Regions from separate parts of the Homo sapiens genome. Here region 1 is linked to region 2. A link is a contact called in ENCODE Hi-C or POLR2A ChIA-PET data. All regions are on one chromosome and are shown on one strand. Each heading gives the region's core, a stretch centred on a gene start or an enhancer-like site at or near the end of the contact. The rest is flanking DNA. Distances are from core to core; before and after follow the strand shown. Region 1 overlaps TGFBR1 (transforming growth factor beta receptor 1). Region 2 has its middle 29 kb from the start of TGFBR1.

Evidence for each region. A loop is a pair of places that touch in the nucleus more often than their neighbours do. ChIA-PET counts read pairs that join two places held with the same protein, here RNA polymerase II (POLR2A). Pooled maps may share reads with other maps.
Region 1: a map of esophagus muscularis mucosa shows a loop between it and region 2 (8-fold over the local background). The contact joins two enhancer-like sites. A Hi-C loop is called at or near these places in 6 of 168 maps with a recorded cell type or tissue (CD14-positive monocyte, IMR-90, K562 and 3 more) and 8 of 50 pooled maps. POLR2A ChIA-PET finds 5 or more read pairs at or near these places in 11 of 52 experiments (BJ, CD4-positive, alpha-beta T cell, H1 and 6 more).

The regions. Positions count from the first base shown.
Region 1 is chr9:99,132,449-99,137,150 of GRCh38, reverse strand. It overlaps TGFBR1 (transforming growth factor beta receptor 1), which reads right to left. Exons shown (of 9, transcript NM_004612.4): 3 at 4,412-4,642. Among named protein-coding and RNA genes, the nearest start is that of TGFBR1, 30 kb to the right of the region's middle. Within about 2 kb of position 1,475, at least 3 of the 41 ENCODE cell types and tissues checked have a DNase peak (open chromatin) inside an H3K27ac peak, as active enhancers do; they include CD4-positive, alpha-beta T cell, where a contact is called at or near this core.
Region 2 is chr9:99,073,299-99,078,041 of GRCh38, reverse strand. No RefSeq gene overlaps it. Among named protein-coding and RNA genes, the nearest start is that of TGFBR1, 29 kb to the left of the region's middle. RefSeq lists a cis regulatory region at 2,200-2,918. Within about 2 kb of position 1,286, at least 9 of the 41 ENCODE cell types and tissues checked have a DNase peak (open chromatin) inside an H3K27ac peak, as active enhancers do; they include CD4-positive, alpha-beta T cell, where a contact is called at or near this core.

The DNA of each region.
Region 1 (4,702 bases), core at 226-2,725, 59 kb before region 2:
TGAAGAACAAGGCTAAGTAACTTACCTTGGTAATGGAGCACTGTTTTTCCACTAATGGAACTTGGCTTTCTCCAAAATATGTATTTTTAAGTATTGCCATACTTACTTCATTTAAAAGGGTTTACTAACTTACCTGCAACATTTAAGTGGCACTATATGTGAGACCATCACTTAATATCCTATCCACCATCCGGTAAGTGTCATTTTAAATTACATTGACACTAACAAAGAAAATGCCAGTGTACATCATGTTCCTCACTCATATCTTATTTATACAATCTATGTACATATAAATTGGTGTCATTTATAATCTATACTCAAAGCTGCTTACTAGATCAAATTAACCCAATGACAGTAAATGAAATTATCTGCTCTCTTTGGTTCCCTGATGTGAAATGCTTATAAATCCAAACGTTAAATCTTTAAAGCGATCAGAAGCTCTTCTTCTTAAGTTTCTCAAACGGGTCCTTTCTTCCTCTTGCTCTACCCTCCCCACCTCCTGTAAAGTAGTTAGCAGTATAACTATAAATAACTGTTTGTGTTTATAAGGAGGCTGCTAGTTAGAAACAGATCTGTCAGAAATCCTTATTTAAATCATAGAGCTCTTTCGCACTATGTATAATCAATTCTAATTATGTTGTTTAGTGTAGATACTAATTTATTACATTTTATGAAAGCCTTGTAGAGGGCCACACCACAGACTTAAAAGTACACTTAAGAGTTAATTTCAGGAGACTAATCTGGAAATTGCAAAGACAAGTAATAAAAAAGAAAAAGGAATCACAAACACAAATTCTGAAAACACCTGACAGGTTCAGGACTTGTGTAAATGGTATGGTCAAGAAAGGCCAACAGGACGAGGAAAGGTTTTGTCTTCCCCTTTATCACTGGATTCTAGATGTCAATTAAAATTAAAAAGCAAATCTTGATCCACTGTATTATCTATATTGGATTACTTCACATGAATAGTTGAGCATTTTTAAAAAGTTAACAATTGGCCAGGCACAGTGACTCACACCTCTAATCCCAGCACTTTAGGAGGCCGACGTGGTTGGATCACTAGAGATCAGGAGTTCAAGATCAGCCTGGCCAACATGGTGAAACCTGGTCTCTAATAAATATACAAAAATTAGCTGGGCATGGTGGTGCACACCTGTAATCCCAGCTACTCAGGAGGCTGAGGCAGGAGAATTGCTTGAACCCGGGAGGTGAAGGCTGCAGAGAGCTGAGATCCCACCACTGCACTCCAGCCTGGGCAACAGAGTGAAACTCCGTCTCCAAAAAAAAAAAAAAAAAAAGTAACAATTTTCTTCTAAAGACAAAACTGAATAGGCCTAATTTAGATCTCTATATTCTCTGCTCTACTCTTCTGTACCTTTAGAACTGTTTGAGAGAAAACTTCAAAAGGGAAACAGGGACTCCACAGCTTTACATGCAGTGAACAGGAAATAAGACCCGAACAACATGCATATATTACAAGAGCTCATAAGCTGCACACGCCATAACAAACACTGGCCTAGAAGACTCACTTACAAAAGCTGGCACATATGCACATGTGCACACTCACACACTTGGCGTACAGCTGCCAGAACCCAGCTCTTCATTGTATTCCCTGAAGTTCCCAAGTTAAAAGCACAGTCTTTAGAGGTAGAGACAGGGCCTTTCCTTAATTATGGTCACGGTACTAAGTAATAAACATATGAATTCAGAATGTGAAATGCTTATACCTTTTCCTCAATTAATGAAAGAACTAAAAACAGAGTATTACAAACACACAGTTTACTTATTCACAGGCACTAGTCTCATGCCTAAGGTGGCATTAAGGATTTATAATGAATAGAAGGGAAACAGATGGCATTTTCTGCTATTATTCACCAGAAGATGGCTTCTGCCTGGATAGGTTTGGAGGGAATTCAGTACACAATGAACTATGACAGGCAAAGGAGGCCTTAAACTAAGTTTTGTACAATGTGGTCAACTGATACTGTATGTTAGATTTTTCCTCCAAGTATGTTTTCAATAAGAGTAACACTTGTCATTTGGACATAACTCTACAATTTACCAAGTGCTTTCATGCAAACATTTTGTCTTGCTTGAACTCACAACAATCCAATGATGTGCACAGAATCCATCACTTTCATTTTAAAGATGAAATAACTCAAGCATGAGACATTGGTTAACTGCCCAAAGCCACAGAGCTAGCAAGCAATGCAGACAAGTTTTTGCAGGGTAAGGCATCAAAGGAGGGAGAGAAGCTTTCAGAGAACAGAGAGCTATGGTCCCTCATGGATCTAGAAATATATATATATATATATATATATATATATATATATATATATATATATATAATGGAAACAGAATTATTCCATTGTTTCTCATGTTTATATCTTAAAAGGTTAATGAAGATATTCTTATCCAGTAATCAACTGCCACCCACCCACCAATTCCTTTAATCAGTTAGGTGGGCTTATTCCACTGTGGCAAGTGGCATGAGTGCTGTGTCTTTCCGGAGTATAAGTTTAGAAACAAGAGAACAGGTTTGAGGGATTAATTCCAAATATCTGTAGCCATCCTGATTTTCTGTGACTCTGGTCCTTGATTATCACAGTTTTGAGCAGGATGACTTCCAGAATGAGCAAAATCTTTTTGAAGATCTGAACTGAGAATAAATGGGAAGTCCCAGGAAAGCTCTAAAATAACCTCTGTCCACCAGGCCTGCCTAAAGACTATCACACCTTCAGTACTAAGACTGCTTCATCTAAGTCCAAACTCTCATTGTCTTCCTTGCACAACTGTTTCAGGAATCCCTAAGCTTGCCTTCTGGGACGTGAGCTCCAGTGCGAGCCTGTGTGTGTCCTAGTAGTCAAGGAGAGAGCTCTCTTATTGAATACATATGGCCAAATTCTATAGAAGAATAATTCAGGTAATAAAATCAGTTTCTTCATTCTTAAATGAATGGATATGCATACATACCAATATATATTCATTTCCTTAAAATAAATAGACATTTGTCATTATATGAGCTTTCTGCAACATTAGATGTGATTTTATGCTTCAGAATTATATTCTTACCCAGTCACAACTTCTGCTTTAACATTCCTTTAATATCACTCAATTATAAAATTAGTGAAAATTTTTTTTTTTTTTTTTTTTTAGATGGAGTCTGTTTCCCAGGCTGGAGTGCAGTGGTGCGATCTCAGCTAACTGCAACCTCCACCCCCCAGGTTCAGGTGATTCTCCTGTCTCGGCCTCCCGAGTAGCTGGGACTACAGGCGCATGCCACTACGCCCGGCTAATTTTTTTGCATTTTTAATAGAGATGGGCTTTCACCAAAATTAGTGAAATTTTCATTATATACGCTTTACAAATTTTCACTTTATTCATGAATTTAGCCCTTATTTGAAGATGACTCATACTTTTCAAAGGATAGTACATCTCATTTAAAAGTCTTAACAAACCACTTGAAGTGTTTTTATCAACAGTATGGGTTCCATATTTTTGATGAGGAAACAGAAGCCCAAAGAGGAAACATGTTCTAACCAAGGTTATACAGCCAATCAATGACAAAGCTTGCCTTGAAACCTAGATCTATTTATTCTTCACCAAGTGTCAAATTCTAAAAACACAGGGGATAGGAGTGTTCCTCTCTTAATATTTTTCCAAACCACATGCAAGAAAAAGTAAAAGATAACCCCCTTTCAGTTTAAACATGAAGCACTGCTATGCCAAAATCCACCTTGGGATGACTCTGACAATTAGCTCATCTACTTCTGATGCCACAAATATCAACAAATAGAACTGAGAAAAGAAAACGTCATTAGGGGCCAAAACTACATTAAATAAGAAGGTGGTTAGACATTTTTCTCAAGTGAGAAAATGACATAAGAGTTCATTAGTTTAATTTTAAAAAACCAGGCCTATACGAAAGACAATTTCATATAATGTTTAAAAAGTAAATAACCTTCACAATTCTGAATACATTTCTGTCATGCCTGTTTTCAAATGTAAACATCAAGCTGCTAAACAATCCTGAATAGAATGGGTTAGCTGCAGATCATGTGAATATCTTTGACCTTCAGCTTCATCTATATGAGAATAATTGTTCTTATCCTTTCTACCTCACAGTGATGAAAAGCAAATTAGATTATACAAGTGAGAACGCTTTGAAATTTATACCACCATGGAGCTGACTTATTGATTCGCTTTAACAGTTAAAGTTAAGTTCCAATCTATTTTAAACCAGCCACAGTCATATATACATCAAGCTTAAAGATTTTTATTAGGTTCAAACCTGCAATATTATTTATACTATCTCACATTCTAGCAAGTTGGCTTATTAGAAAACTAATAAAATAAGTATCGCTTAATTTTAAAAAGATGTCTTAGGAAAAAGGAGAAACAATTATGTTACCTGAGCCAGAACCTGACGTTGTCATATCATAAATTAAGTCTTTCAACGTAGTACCCTCTGAAATAAAAGGGCGATCTAATGAAGGGTCCTCTTCATTTGGCACTCGATGGTGAATGACAGTGCGGTTGTGGCAGATATAGACCATCAACATGAGTGAGATGCAGACGAAGCACACTGGTCCAGCAATGACAGCTGCCAGTTCCACAGGACCAAGGCCAGGTGATGACTTTACTGAAAAAGGGCCTCGAGTGAAATAAACATCAACAACGACAAAAACACTGTAGGTGGCAA
Region 2 (4,743 bases), core at 37-2,536:
TCTATATAGAAGTGTGTAGGATTTTACATCGTTACTGAAATGCATAAACTTTACCAGAAATGTACACAGGTGGATATTTTGCAACAATTCTGCCCAGGACTCAGTGAATCATTTCAATCTACAGATTATGCTCCTTCTTTAGCTCAGGAAATTTTCTTTCATTTATTTATTTATTTATTTATATTTATATTTTGATGGGGATAGTGTCTCATTATGTTGCTCCGCTGGTCTTGAACTTCCAGGCTTAAGAGATCCTCCTGCCTCAGCCTCCCAAGTAGCTGGGACTACAGGCTCCAGCCACCGCACCAAACTTCTTTTGTTCACTGGTACTTCTCTTCCATCTAATATTCTCTTTTATTCTGTGACTCCTGTTATATAAATATTGAAACATTATGTCTATCTCCTTCCCTCATCTTTTATTTCATGAATTTATCTTTTTGTCTGTGTCCTTTGAGCAATTATATTAATTCTTTTGATCTAACAATTCATTAAATCAGGTTTCAGTAGCATATATGCTGTAGTTCTATTTTATTCTGGTGATACAGTCGTTCTTTTATTTTCAAGGACTGTTTCTTATTCTCCCAGTATTTCATTTCATGCTTCTTTTACTCTCTGAAATTTTACTGAGAATACCAATTTGCTTTCTTTTCCTTGTTTCCAGTGGAGTTGGATGAAAATACAAATTTGAATCTTTAAAAGTTATCTCCTGTTTTCTGTAATCATTCTTTCGAAACAGAAGCCATTGGCTCTGATTAACTGTTGATTCCCTTTTGGAGGCTGCTAGATCTCCTCAAATGATTAATTGGTGTTTGTTGTTCTGTACTGATGTTCATAAATATGAAAGCCCACATTGAAAGGACTGATAGGTCTTCTGGGTGCTGTCAGCAACTGCACAAGTCTCTATGAGCTTCCCCCCAGCCTTTTCCCAGCTTATTTCTGTTTCAGCCTCTACTGGCACTTTCCTGTGGCTATCAGCCTCAGGAGGGACTCGAAGACAGGCCCTGCCTTTGCTGCTGTGGTTATAGGATAGCCAATCATAGCAGGTTTCTATCTTCCAGAAAGTCCTCAAAGTTTCTGCCAGGTTGAGATAGTTCTTCCTTTTTTAACAAGGGGTTGCAGGTCTTTTTTTGTTTGTTTTTTGTTTTTTCTCTGTTGTTTTTATCATTTCAGTAAGGTTTGAGGAAAGTATTGTAAGCTCAAAGTGTTATCTTGAAGTAAACCTTGTGTGACTTCCTGCTAGATTGGGCCTGATACTGCAGTCTCTGGGGTGCCCCGCCCATAAACCCCCAAGTTCCCACTGCCAGCATCCACGTGTCTGCCTGAGAGCATTCTGTGGCAGCTGAGCCCACTCTGTCGTGTGCAGCAGGCCAGAAGTACTGGAATCTCATCCAGTGCCTCGCCCTCCTGTTTTTCAAAGACTGAGAGGGGTTGGTGTATGAAGACCATAACATCCTTGTCCCTTTGGTTGGAAACTCTGAGGTGCCAGACTGCACGGGCTCCCAGAACCCTTAAGAGGACAGTGTGATCTAGTCACTCACAGTGAGAACTAGATGCACCCTTTAAAATCTTCCTTCCCATCCCTGTCTCATTTCTCTGCTCTCTTACCTTGTTTCTTGGGATCGCCTTGCAGAGAAATTAATGAATCCTCCTCTAAAGGGAAACTCAAATCAAAACACTAAGTATGACAGGCTTTCTAGAAAGCTCTCTCCCCTGGTGTGGAGAATGAACTGGAGGAGATGGAACTGTAGAGGCCAGGAGATGTGAGCAACAGTCCTAGGGAAGATAAGAAAAGAGCCAGCACCACATTGCCTCAAGGGAAGACCACCACGTGCAACGCTTTGAAAGGCCGAGGCAGGAGAATTTTGTGAGGCCAGGAGTTCAAGACCAGCCTGAGCAACATTGCAAGACCTTGTCTCTACAAACATATATATGTACTAAACATACATATATTAGTACATATGCATATATATATATATGTATATGTACTAAAAATTAGCCAGGCCTGGTGGCACACACCTGTAGTCCTAGCTACTCAGGAGGCTGAGGTGGGAGAATCACTTGAGCCCAGGAATTAAGGCTGCAATGAGCCATGATCACACCACTGTATTCTACCCTGGGTTAAAGAGTGAGATCCTGTCTCAAAAAAAAAAAAAAAAAAAAATCAAAGTAGTCATCATAAAAATATCCCAACTCTGCAGAGCTTCCTAGCACTTATTTTATGGTTTATTGTTGTTATTTTTATTACTAAGGAGACACTTAGTCAATATCGTTGAATAAATAAAAGATTCCTAGGCTCCTGGCTGGATGGTGGAGCCACTCACTAAGAGAAGGACCAGAGGAAAAGGCACAAGTTTGGAAGGAGAGGAGAGGGAGGCAATTTCCTCCCACAAACATATCAGATAACAGGGTGCTCTGGGTCCTTCTTGGAACTCAGGGCCCCCAGCAGGCTCATGCAGGGGGATGATGAGATGACTAAACAGTCGCTGTGGCATGTGTGCCTGTCTATCAGAAGGAATTCAGCCCTCTTGTCAGCAGCCGCTAATGAGCCAGATGATAACATTTTACTTGTTGGATTATGAAGGGCAGGAGCAGAGGGCCAGGATAGTCCAGACATTCGGGGTCGTGGGACAACGGATATTTACCAACAGCAGGCAGAGCTGTACTGCTATGTATACATTGAGTCCCAGCCCTGTGCCTGAAGACAGGCAGAGAAGCCAGGCAGATTGGAAGACACCAGCTAGGATGGTTGAAGGAGAGACCTTCCCCCAGCTCCTACTGAGAGACAACTGGAACAGGCCAAAGATAGCAAACACTGATTGGACGCTTACACGGGGCCAGAATGCTGTTCCCAGTGCTTCCTGTAAATTAACTGAAAGGAGAGTAGTTTCCATGAATGTCCCCCTTTTACAGATGAAGAAACTGAGCTGCAGGGAAGGACTGAGTGTGGAGGACTATTTTCAGTAACTTGGAGTTTTTCAGTAGCTTGGCTATGATTACATGGTTAGTAGGTGGCAGGACCAAAATTCAGACACAGACCAAGGCATCTCTCTATTTACCGGCCCTATAAATTGGAGTACAAGATGGAAAGCAAAAGGAGAAAATCAGTTAGTGGCTATCAAAGAGGTTTGAGGAGGCTCAGTGGTGTTTTGATGGACCAGGAGCTCAAGGGGTAACCAGAAAAGTACTTCTCCAGCTGTTAGGATAGACAAGGACTGCATGCATGTGCTTGTCCCCCACTGGTAGGGTTTCTGAGGAGGTGGAGAGCAGGTGGCAGGAAATATACAGGAGATTTGAAACAGTCTGTGGCATTAGAATGGACTTAGTAGATTTGAAAAGTGGGGGCATCATTTATCTTTGTACTCCCAAGTCCAAACATGATCCTGGGTACAAATTATTATTCAAGAAATATTTCTGAATGAGTGCACAAATAAACAAAAAACCTGCTTGATCTTTCTCAAACATGGATCCAATACCATCTCTTACCTCATTTAAATATTCCCAAGGTGCCCTACCAGTTGTGAAGCAGCAACATTGTCTCGGAGTTTGTCATCTTGCACCAAGAAGTTTAAGGACAGGGACACATGTGAGTGGGTCAAAGAACGGAAAGTTTAATAGGCAATAGGAAGGTGAGAGGAGAGCAGCCTTCCCTCTCATGAGGAAGAGGTGACTGAAACGGAAAACCTGCAGCAGATTTTATATGCATGCAGGCTTGAGGAGGCGGTGTCTGACTTAAGTAGGGCCCACAGATTGGTTTGACCAGATGCGACGTTTACATAGCACTTGGGGAAGGCTGGTCACCCCACCCTAATCTTATTCTGCAAATGGGCCTTCCACTTGGCCAGCGCCATCTTGTCTGCTCCTTACTGTACACGTGGCTGGCAAAGAGAAGGGAACATGGAGCCATCATTTTGATCATGCCTAGTCCCAGGTAGCCTTCTCCTATTGACACAAGTGCCAGCATTCACCTGTGCAAGCTTCCAGCTTGCTTGTCTATGTCTGCAGCTCAATTTTACAGGCTGCTCTTTGTTAGAAAAGAACATGATTGCCTGGGTGTGGTGGCTCACACCTGTAATCCCAACACTTTGGGAGGCCAAGGCGGGCGGATCATGAGGTCAGGAGATCGAGACCATCCTGGCCAACATGATGAAACCCTGTCTCTACTAAAAATACAAAAATTACCTGGGCATGGTGGCATGCTCCTGTAGTCCCAGCCACTCAGGAGGCTGAGGCAGGAGAATCGCTTGAACCTGGGAGGCGGAGGTTGCAGTGAGCTGAGATTGTGCCACTGCACTCCAGCCTGGTGACAGAGTGAGACTCCATCTCAAAAAAAAAAAAAAAAGAAGAAGAAGAAGAAGAGAAAGAACTTGATTTTGGGGCTGCTTTTCATTAAAAGGAAAACCTTACTGAGGATTCCTGTACCCTCACTATCTGCCTAAGTACTTTCTTCTTAACTACTACGTCAGTTGCAGGATAAAGTCTAAATGCCTCATCCTGGATTTCAAGGCCAGCATGATCTCACCTCTGTCTATTATTTCACTGCAACGTCCCCCACACTTGATCTTCCCTGCTGCTGTGTGTGGTAGAATCTATTTTGTTGGCCCTGTCAACCTTCTATCCCTCATTTTCAGGTCATTGCAAATCCCCATGCATTTTGGATGGAGGAATTATTCCTTCTGCCCAACTCATTTCTGGGGTGGGGGCTGCCAAACACAGTCATGGGCCTGTGATACAGTTGGAACCAAT